2 separate regions of the Homo sapiens genome follow, and region 1 is linked to region 2. A link is a loop called in an ENCODE intact Hi-C map of the cell type or tissue named here. Cell type or tissue: OCI-LY7. All regions are shown on one strand. Links, peaks and the distances in the headings refer to the core of each region. The heading gives the core; the rest is flanking DNA. Region 1 has its middle 5.9 kb from the start of CDCA7. Region 2 overlaps MAP3K20 (mitogen-activated protein kinase kinase kinase 20).

The links. Hi-C counts contacts between places; a loop is a spot of excess contacts. Peaks named below come from ENCODE experiments on the same cell type or tissue, not always from the same donor. Only the 100,000 strongest peaks of a DNase experiment are listed, where the experiment ranks them.
Region 1: a loop joins it to region 2, with 3 times the contacts of the local background. A loop is called at or near these places in 3 of 110 quality-filtered maps.

Annotation. Positions count from the first base shown.
Region 1 is chr2:173,346,291-173,351,673 of GRCh38, forward strand. No RefSeq gene overlaps it. Among named protein-coding and RNA genes, the nearest start is that of CDCA7, 5.9 kb to the right of the region's middle. In OCI-LY7, for the core only: no CTCF peak of the experiment used is centred there; DNase peaks (open chromatin) are centred at 3,201 and 4,301; H3K4me3 peaks cover 1,243 bases; H3K27ac peaks cover 2,104 bases.
Region 2 is chr2:173,262,345-173,267,727 of GRCh38, forward strand. MAP3K20 (mitogen-activated protein kinase kinase kinase 20) reads left to right here. Exons shown (of 20, transcript NM_016653.3): 19 at 1,401-1,551; 20 at 3,706-5,383. The coding sequence ends at 4,406. All of the region lies in intron 2 of MAP3K20-AS1 (MAP3K20 antisense RNA 1), which reads right to left. Among named protein-coding and RNA genes, the nearest start is that of MAP3K20-AS1, 17 kb to the right of the region's middle. RefSeq lists an enhancer at 2,128-2,635. In OCI-LY7, for the core only: no CTCF peak of the experiment used is centred there; a DNase peak (open chromatin) is centred at 2,487; H3K4me3 peaks cover 1,000 bases; H3K27ac peaks cover 1,034 bases.

The sequences.
Region 1 (5,383 bases), core at 117-5,116, 84 kb after region 2:
AGTGCTGGTTCTTCTTCGCGGCAACTGACCTCAAGTAATCCACCCACCTCAGCCTCCCAGGCTGAGTGCCAGGATTACAGGTGTGAGCCACTGTGCCTGGCCTGTTTCTATGAATTTGCCTATTCCAAGTACCTCATATGAGTGAAATAAGGCAATATTTATCCTTTTGTGCTTGGCTTATTTCACTCAGCATAATATTTTTAAGTTTTATCCATGTTCAAAGGATCGAAATTTTATTTTATTATTTTATTTTATTTTTTTTAGACAGGGTCTCGCTCTGTCTCCAAGGTTGGACTTGGAGTGTAGTGGTGCTATCTCAGCTCATTGCAACCTCTGCCTTCTGGGTTTAAGTGGTTCTCTTGCCTCAGCCTCCTGAGTAGCTGGGATTACAGATGCCTGCCACCACGCCCAGCTAATTTTTTGTATTTTTAGTAGAGATGGGGTTTCACCATGTTGGCCAGGCTGGTCTGGAACTCTTGACCTCAGGTGATCCGCCCACCTCAGCCTCCCAAAGTGTTGGGATTACAGGCGTGAGCCACTGGGCCTGGCCCTGTGTTTAACTTTTGAGGCCTGCTGGGGGACTAATTTTGAATTCTAGGTTGATAGGACAATGTGCAGATTAGCCTCTTCCCTGGGACCCCCTACCAATATCTTGCATTGGTTTACTTCAGAAATTAAACCACCTACAAATGAGCCCTAAGTCTCCATTTAGTTAATAAAGTTCTTCTCTCTGCAGCAATTCTCTTTCCAAAGAGTTGCTTGAAAGGAACAGATCTGAAGAAGACATAAATGATTTATATAATTCACAACTAGGACAATTTAGAATAAGTTGCCTAAGTGATGAACAAAGACATTTAACACCTTTTATGGGTGTTTCCAGAGAAAAAAATGATCAAATTAAAAACAATGAAAAATTCTTACATAAAAACAGACAAAAACTTTGCCAAATGGAAAAAAGAAATTATGGAAAGGTGAACAAGTGACAGGGAAACTGTGGATGGTAAGAAGTAAGCTGAGTTAGGTTTTGGCTGTAATTCAGCTTCCATAGTGTTGGAACTGACTGATTCAGTAATCAAAGCTTGACTTTCCCTTGTGCAAAGTGTTTAATGATGTTTTAACACTAGCAGTTAATATATTTCACAATAGACAATGTTCATCCACGGAAAAACAAATATTTCTTCTTGCCAAAAAAAGGTCAGATTTGCACTCATTTTTCCATATTCCTTTTTCTAATCAGGTGTCAGATGTCAGCAAACTGATCTACTTAAAACAGTGTTGACATACAATGCAAAACAAACATACCAATATGGCTTGGAGAGCCAGCATTTGTGAACCAAACAGCCAGGGTGATAATGGGCTGGGCCCTCCAACAGAGCAGCTTTTGACAATTGAAGCCTAACGTTAGGCCTTTTAGCTATATTGCCTTTATGCATCCTGAAAGCAGGCACTGGAGACGTAAATCTGTAATTAGGGGTTATTTAAAACAGAGATTTGTGACCTGACAGACTGCAAACTGTCTATATCCACAAACACAGTGAAATTGCTCCAGCCCTTTGTCTCCAGGGGTATCTGGTCTATTGAAGGTCTCTGGTTTACAGGGGCGCTTGGGTTCATGTTATACCGCCTGAGAGATGGGTGCATGGGACCGAGAGCAGCACATGAAACATTAGCATTGTTTCTAAATCTCATCTAAAAATGATACATGCTATTAGCGGTTGCATTCTTTGTCCGAAAACCAGTCATTCTGAGTTGAAGTTTAACTTACCTCATTATGTAAGTGCTCTGAACCTCACAGTCAAGTTTCAAACTTAATAATAGGAAATGGAATTCTTTGTGCAAGGTGAATAAAAGGTATAGAGAAACACAGAATTCTTAGGGTTTGTAGTAGCCCAGGGAATTCAAAGCTCTTTAACAAGAGATTGATATTTTAGAATATTTTGAAGATTTAAAATTCCAGGGCTGGGGATGGTGGCTCATGCTTGTAATCCCAGCACTTTGAGGGGCCAGGGCAGGCGGATTGCTTGAGCCCAGGAGTTCGAGACCAGTCTGAGCAACATGACGAAACCCCCATCTCTACAAAAAATAGAAAAATTAGCCAGATGTGGTGGCCTACATCTGTGGCCCCAGCTACTTGGGAGGCTGATGTAGGTGGATTGCTGGAGCGCAGGAAGTTGAGGCTGCAGTGAGCCATGGCTTGAGCACTGCACTCCAGCCTGAGTGAGAGTGAGACCCTGTCTCAAAAAAGAAAAAATGTAAAAATAAAATAAAATTCCACCTACAACCACTTTAGTTGGAAAAATAGCTAATGCATGCAGGACTTAATACTTAGGTGATGGGTTGCTAGGTGCAGCAAACCACCCATGGCACAGATTTTCCTGTGTAACAAACCTGCACATCACATCCTGCACATTTACCCTGGAACTTAAAAAATAATTAAATTAAATTATACAAATAATACTTATAAATATAATAAGTATTTACTGAGTACCTGTTGTATTAACAGCCCTCATATCAAGTAGTGTCTGTGTAAGTATGTACTTATAAAATGTCATTTCCTTTTACCTTTTGCTGTGGCCTGTGCCATCATCTTTCCCTGGACACTGATTTTCCATGCTTATTCATTTTGTGTCTTTCATTTAAAATGAAAATATTTACCAGTGTGTGATTAATACAGTGACTTAAAACCTTTATGAGGCATCTAAAATTGCATGACAAACTTGCATTCCTATTTATAGGACCCTGTAAAGGAACTGTATATTTAACACAATAAATATATTGATATTGATTGTCAGAACAAACTCTCCAAAACTTAAATATTTTAAAATTATTAAATGTTTCAGATTAAAAAAAAAAAAGAAAAAAAAAAGCACAGAAAGTAAACATGTAAAAGACACCCATGTACTAATCACTGGCATTTGTCACATTTAACAATTTGCCATATTTGCTTCCCATGGTTTTTATTTTTCAAGAAAGCATTGTTAAAGCACTGACCTTAGACAAATTAAATTTAGCAGTTTAATGGAGCAAAGAATGTTTGCAAATCGGGGATCCCCTGAACCAGAGTAGGTTCAGAGAGGCTCCAGAGCAGCTGCATGGTGGAAAAAGATTTATGGACAGAAAAAGTGAGGTACAGAAAACAGAAGTGAATTACACCAACAGCTGGATTGGTTACAGCTCAGGGTTTGCCTTATTTGAACACAGCTTGAACAGTTGGTCACCCTTGACTGGCCAAAACATGGTGGTTGGTACAAGAGTAAGTTAGTCTGTTTATATACCCAGTTGGGTTACAGTTCATTGTGTATGGAGAAGCTTTAGGCTGAACTTAAAATATGTAAGGAGGCGGCTTTAGGCTAAACTTAATTTAACAGCATTAATGATAGCTGGGTGCAGTTATGTACACCCATAGTCCCAGCTATGTGGGAGGCTGAAGTGGGAGGATCACTTGAGGCCAGAAGTTGGAGGCTGTAATGTGCTATGATCACACCACTGCACTCCAGCCTGGGCAACATAGCAAGACCCAGCCTTTTTTTAAAAAAAAAAAAAGAAAAAGAAAAGAAGAAAGCATTAATAATAGAATCAAAGGACCCACCCTTGCCTCTTTCCTCCATCTTTTCCACCTTAAGTTAATTTCTGTGCTATTCTGCTTGTCTAGGTTTTTATACTCTCCCAACTTAGGTATGTTTTGTGTTTCTAAAATTTGCATAAAGGGTACACTTTACAGACACTTTTACTATTTGCTTTTTCATTGAACACTGTTAAGATTTCTCTACAATGATGCCAGTAAGCTATGCCATTAATTTGAACTACTGTTCAGATTCCATTGTACAAATACACCACTGTTCATGTATCCATTTCCCTTCTGAGGGGCATGTTGACTGCAGTATTTTACTATGATACATAATGCTAATATGAATGAACCATCCATCCCTCAAGTCCAGTTAGCTCTAACTTTTATAATAATCATATATCTTAAATCTGACTTCATCTGACCCCACAACTATCCCAGTCCAAGCCATCATTTGCTTCTCCAGGAGCCCATAGGTCTCCCAGCTTTCACTCTTGGCTCTCCTTCAGTTTACGACCCACACAGTTCATGGGGTCGGATTGGGTCTTTCTTTTTCTCAGAATCCTTCAATGACTTCCCATCATATCTGGAATAAATCCAAAGTTCTTCCCATGGCCAAGAAGGTCCCACATGATCTGGGCTCTCTCCCTCTTTGCCTGGCTTTCTGTAGTGTGCCTTGCTGTGCACTGCCTTACAGCCTTTGGGCCAGCTGTGTACTGTGCCTGAAACCAGCACTTTCCTCTTCTTCCTGTAGCTTCCTTCCTGACTTTGTTCATGTTCCTCCTCAGGTGTCACCTTCTCAGAGAAGCCTTTTCTGTTTCTCTTATTTAAATTTGTACCTCTTTCATTTTCTCTCCCCTTGTCCTGTCTTTAGCTTTCACCTTGCTTTTATTTTTCTTCACGGAAGTTAGCACACCTGAAACTATTTTTTTGTTGTTGTTTACTTCTGCTCTCCTACTAGAATGTAAACTCCTGGAATCACAAATTTCTCAATAGTATGTAGAATGATGAATCCGTTTCAGAAGGTTTTCAATGGACTCTGTTCAGATCCATCAGAGGAATCACTATCTATGGCAGCTACAGACTTATGAAATGTATTTCTTTTTTTTTTTTTTTTTTTGAGACGGAGTCTCACTCTGTTGCCCAGGCTGCAGTGCAGTGGTGCAATCTTGGCTTGCTGCGAGCTCTGCCTTCTGGGTTCACGCCATTCTCCTGCCTCAGCCTCCCGAGTAGCTGGGACTACAGGCGCCCACCACCACACCCTGCTAATTTTTTGTATTTTTAGTGGAGACAAGGTTTCACCATATTAGCCAGGATGCCCATGTCCTCAGGCATTATTTACTTGCTCCATCTCCTGACCTCATGATCTGCCCATCTCAGCCTACCAAAGTGTTGGGATTACAGGCATGAGCCACCGTGCCCAGCCATGAAATGTATTTCTTAAATAATAAGACTTTAAAGTCAAAATTACTCCCTGGTCCACGGACTGCAGAATGGATGCTGTGTTACCAGGCATGAAAACATTCATCAATCTCCATTAGAGCTCTTGGGTGAATAGGGGCACTGTCAATGAGCAGTAATATTTTGAAAAGAATCTTTTCTTCCGAGCAGGTCTCAAGAGTGGGCTTAAAATATTCAGCAAACTACGCTGTAAACAGATGTGCTCTCATTCAGGCTTTGTTGTTCTGTTTATAGAACACAGGCAGAATAGGTGTCGCATAATTCTTAAGGAATTAAGAACGTGGAATGGTAAATGATCAATGGCTTCAATTTAAGGTTACCAGCTGCATTCATCCCTAACAAGAGAGTCAGGCTGTC
Region 2 (5,383 bases), core at 316-5,315:
ACCCCAGCACTTTGGGAGGCCAAGGCGGGTGGATCACCTGAGGTCAGGAGTTCGAGACTAGCCTGGCCAACATGGTAAAACGTCATCTCTACTAATAATACAAAAATTAGCTGGGCATGGTGGTGCATGCCTGTAATCCCAGCTACTCAGGAGGCTGAGGCAGGAGAATCGCTTGAACCCTGGATGCAGAAGTTGTGGTGAGCTGAGATTGCGCCATTGCACTCCAGCCCAGGAGACAAGAGCAAAACTGTCTCAAAAAAGAAAAAAAAAAAGAAAAGCAAAGCAATACAAACTCTGGCCAGTCCACTTATCCAGGCTGGAAGCCAAAAAGTTTTACAGCAGTTATTTATCCTCACCTGCTGGGGTGCACAGGTTGTCAGGGATGAGGCATCTGAGAAGTTATATTACTTGTCAAAGCATTGCTTGCAAGGTGCAAAACCCAAACAAAAGAGGCTGGTTGGTCTTGAGGAACTTGGAAACTAGACTACTCTACAGCCTGTTAACTGGTCCTCACTACCCAGGAAAAGCCCTCTTGTTAGTAATCGGACAATTAGAACAACCAGATTCTACCTCTGCCTGCCTTAGACAGTTTTGGAGACAGCACACCCAGTTCTCTTTTTCTTCTTCTCTCTCCCTCCTCCTCCTTTTTCAGACCCCATGATGATATGCCACTTTTGTCTGGGTTTTTCACTTCAGAGTTTTTTAAAACAGATTTCCCTAACCATATTGAATCCTGGAGACTCTTTAATTGACACTGATTGGTGACAGCTAGTGAGGAGGGAGATTTCAGAACAAGAAAGTAATGTGTCTTGACCTAGTGTCCTCTCCTTTTCCTGGTCCCCATTTCTTACTTCTTGATCCTGTCTCACTTTTGCATCTGAGACCCTTTCCCCTCCGTGCAGGTAATTCACCCCACCACCTTCACTCAGTTTCCTTGATGATCCAAATTCAGTCTTAGGCAAACATGGTGGTCAGATTTTCATTTATTCAACAAAATAGCTGTCATCAAGTACTATAAATAGAAGATGTAATTTTTTATTTCTTATTAAACAAAGAGGTAAGTTGAGATTTGTCAAATATAATAAATTCTGGGAAAAGACAACCATATTTTTTAGCTACTATAGTTTACTAAGAAATTTATGTTATAATCCATTAAGGAATAAGTGCTATAACCCACTAAGAAATAAAGTGGTTAAAATTTTTCTTTTCATTGAATTAGCATATTTGGGCCAACTGTTCAGAATATTTTCCTAGTGCATTATGATAGTGTTCTAAGAGGTGAAACTGAAGTGATATAATAACCTGGATGACTTTCTTTCCCATTTTATATATGTGTGTCTATTTGGTCATATGTTTCTATTTGTCTTTTTTTTGTCTTTTTCGTTTGTTTGTTTTACCAGAGTGATGTTAGAACTCCAAAAAGCACTAAACATGTCCATTCGATTCAGTGGAGTAGAACAAAACCTCAGGATGAAGTGAAAGCAGTCCAACTTGCCATTCAGACATTATTCACCAATTCAGATGGCAACCCTGGAAGCAGGTCCGACTCAAGTAAGTTAGTGTTCCCGTATTAGATGTGTGCTAGATTCCAGAAACTTAATTATGACATTTCCAGATGATCTAAAGACTCAGAGGATACCACCTCAATCAGTTAAGATCTATCTTTGAGCTTCGAGTAGCAGAAAACCCAGTTGCAACTGGCTTACTCCAATAATTCCCCAAGTGTGGCCCCAGGACCAGGAGCATCGGGATCACCTGTGAACTTGCTAGAAATCCAGATGCTCAGGCCCAAACCCAGACTTACTGAATCAGAACTCTGGGGATAGGAGCTGCAGTCTGCATTTTAAGGAGCCTTCCCAGTGATTAAGAACAACTCTAAAGTCCTTAAGCCACTGATTTAAACTGTAATAAAATTTATTATCTTCCATAACAAGAAGCCCAGAGGTAGGGCAGGCTCCAGGTGCAGTAAGATAAGCTGGCTCAACCATATTCAGAGAGTGGAATGAACCTTCCCTTCTTTCTGCCCTGCCATGCTCAATAGGCTGCCTTTGCCCTCGGCTCCTCTCCTGTTTACAGTCATCACACAAAGATATCACAACGCCCAGAGGAAATAACGGGTTAGGTCCCTACCTGTTCTTATATATAGGAGTAAGGAAAACTTTTCTAGAAACCCCCAACAGACTACCCGTCAGCAATTCTGCTTTGGCCAGAATGGAGCAACCTGTCCGTTCCTAAACATAGCATGAGCACATCTGACTTAAACTAATTAAAGTCGATCCCTGGAGCCAGAATGCAGTCAACTCTCCCGATCACGTGGCTACATGGAGGGGGATGGAGACTGAGCAAAATCAGGGTTCTATTGGAAGGCAAAATTCCAGAGAAGTCAAGGCGAGGAAAGAAGGCATTGTGATTCTGTATGCTACTGCTCATGTGACGTATGTAAAGTAGTCAAAGTCACAGAAACAGGAAGTAGAAGACAGTTAACAAGTGGCGGTCAGGGGGCAGGGGAGAAGGGAGGGGAAATGGAGAAAGAGGAAGGTAGAGATTAGTGGGTATAGAGTTTCAGTGTTGCAAGATGAAACAGTTACAGAGATCCGCGCAACAATGTGAATATACTAACACTACTGAACTAGAGGCTTAAAAATGGCTAAGATGGAAAATGTGGTTTTTACCACAATAAAATACACACATACACACAACAACAACAACAGAAGAAGGCATTGTGATGGACTGAAGCCTGGGAGGAGTCTCTGGAATTGTCTGGACAAGTCACTCACTTCAGAGCTCGGGGTCACCTGTGCCCAGGCAGTGAGGAGACAGAGACATGTGCATGCTCTGATACTCTCCACGCGCACTATCTGCGTGAGCAGGGGGTGGAGTAGCTGAGGAAGCTGAGGCTGGGAGGACCACCCAGGAACTCTAGAACATGGGTAACGTTGTTCAGGCTCGGGGGAAAACAGAAAAGATCTCAGGTGTGAGGAACTTGCTTATTCACTGAAATATAGCTTACTAAATGGTTCTTGTTAATTCACCATTTTCTTTTATCTTAACTTCTTCCTATCTGCCAATGCAGCTTCATTTTTTTATGCTGAAAATACTTCTTATTCCCGAGCCTCAGGATCTCTCCTGTGGACACGTGAACGGTCTTTCTTCCAAACAATCTCTAGCTGTCTCAACCTTCGGAACCTCATTTCTCTTATCTGCATTTAGGGTCCTTGAGGTTTTAAAAATGCAGGTGGCAAAACAAACCTTTTGTTTACTAAACATGCCCCTGCCACCTGAACATACTTTCTAGAAGTAACAACACAACTATGTAGGAAGAAGATGGGATTTAGATGCAGAAGGACTTGGTATTATTGACTGAGTGATCTTGGGCAAGTCATTTGACCTCTCAAGCTTCCTCATTTATAGAATAAAACTATTAGTGTTTACCTAAGAAGATTACTGAGAGGATTAAATGAGATAGTGTAAGTAAAGCCCATGGAACAATGCCAAGCACATAGCATATATTGAATAAGTGTAAATGTCCTTATTTTTTAAAGTATTTGTAATAAAAGAAACGTCCTTATACATAGCCTAGAATTTCTATGAATGGTAAAGCTTAGAGCATCCCAAACAGCCCTGAATTATCCTAAGACAGGCGTATGAATTAGACATGCAGCTTTAGTGTGGCTTAAAAGATGCTCATTTCCATTTCTCCCGCAGGTGCTGATTGCCAGTGGTTAGATACTCTGAGGATGCGGCAGATTGCATCCAACACTTCTTTACAGCGTTCCCAGAGCAATCCTATTCTGGGGTCACCGTTCTTCTCACACTTTGATGGCCAGGATTCCTACGCTGCTGCTGTGAGACGGCCCCAGGTGCCCATTAAGTATCAACAGATTACACCTGTGAACCAGTCCAGAAGCTCGTCTCCTACTCAGTATGGACTGACCAAAAACTTCTCTTCCCTACATCTCAACTCTAGGGACAGTGGCTTTTCCAGTGGCAATACTGACACCTCTTCAGAGAGGGGTCGATACTCAGACAGAAGCAGGAACAAATATGGACGTGGTAGTATATCACTCAATTCTTCTCCTAGAGGAAGATACAGTGGAAAGAGTCAGCATTCCACTCCTTCAAGAGGAAGATACCCTGGAAAGTTCTACAGGGTTTCTCAGTCAGCACTCAATCCTCACCAGTCGCCTGACTTCAAGAGAAGCCCCAGGGACCTCCACCAACCCAACACCATACCAGGGATGCCTTTGCACCCTGAGACTGACTCAAGAGCCAGTGAAGAGGACAGCAAAGTCAGCGAAGGGGGCTGGACAAAAGTGGAATACCGGAAAAAGCCCCACAGGCCATCTCCCGCCAAAACCAATAAAGAGAGAGCCAGAGGGGACCACCGTGGATGGAGAAACTTTTGATGAATTGAACTACATAGCTTTTCTAAGCAGGTTAAAAAAAAAAAAAAAAAGAAATGTAATGGTTTTTGATAATATGATCCCTTCAGATTGAATTAACGAAAAGACAACACTTCCAGTTTTTGGATTGGGAAATACCTTCTAATTGAGACTATAGCCAAACCAGGGCCAAAATTATGGATATTGGTCACCCAGTGATCATAACTAGGCTTGAAAATCACTACACATATTTTCTGCCTTGAGTGAACATTTTTAGAGGAAAGGTTATGCCATCTTTTTACCCTAACCACTGATATTCTGGTTAGCAGGGCCAGGACAAGGGGAAGGAAAATGAGGTCAACAAAAAAATCAAATTTTTAGGAAAAGATAAGATGAATGTTACTGATTTTTCCTTTTGGCTGAGGCTGCAATATGGCCTGGCAAGGCACTGTTACTGATCTTGTCTTTAACATTTTGATATTTTGTTCATCATAATTTTTGCATTTATTTTTTTAAATATTGCATTAAAATATCATTTAGCTTGATTATCGAGTTTTTTGGTTTGAGGTTTTTTGTTGCTTCTTTTTTCTTTTCTTTCTTTCCCCCTCTTTTTTTTGGATGTCCCCTTAAATTTTGTGCCCAAGGCAGGTACCTCACTCATCTCATCCTTGGCTCAGCCCTGCTGGTTAGTATTTAGTATTTATTTTAGTAAGATATTTGTGTCTGTATGATGGTCAGAGTTGAACTGATCTGGCTTGTCATTTTTCAGTAATAAAAAAAGTTACTGAATTTAATGTTGAATATGATGCATATCTCATTCATTACGATTTATCAGAAACCAAAGATTTAAATTGCCTAGATTTGTGGTTCTTTCTCTTCCTAAGTTCCCAGCGACTGCTTTCAAATACTATTTTCTAAATTTCACCAAAGGAGCAAAGAGGATAAAACAACACTCCATAAAGGCCTCTTGGGATGTCAGAAATCTAAAATCTAAAAGAAAA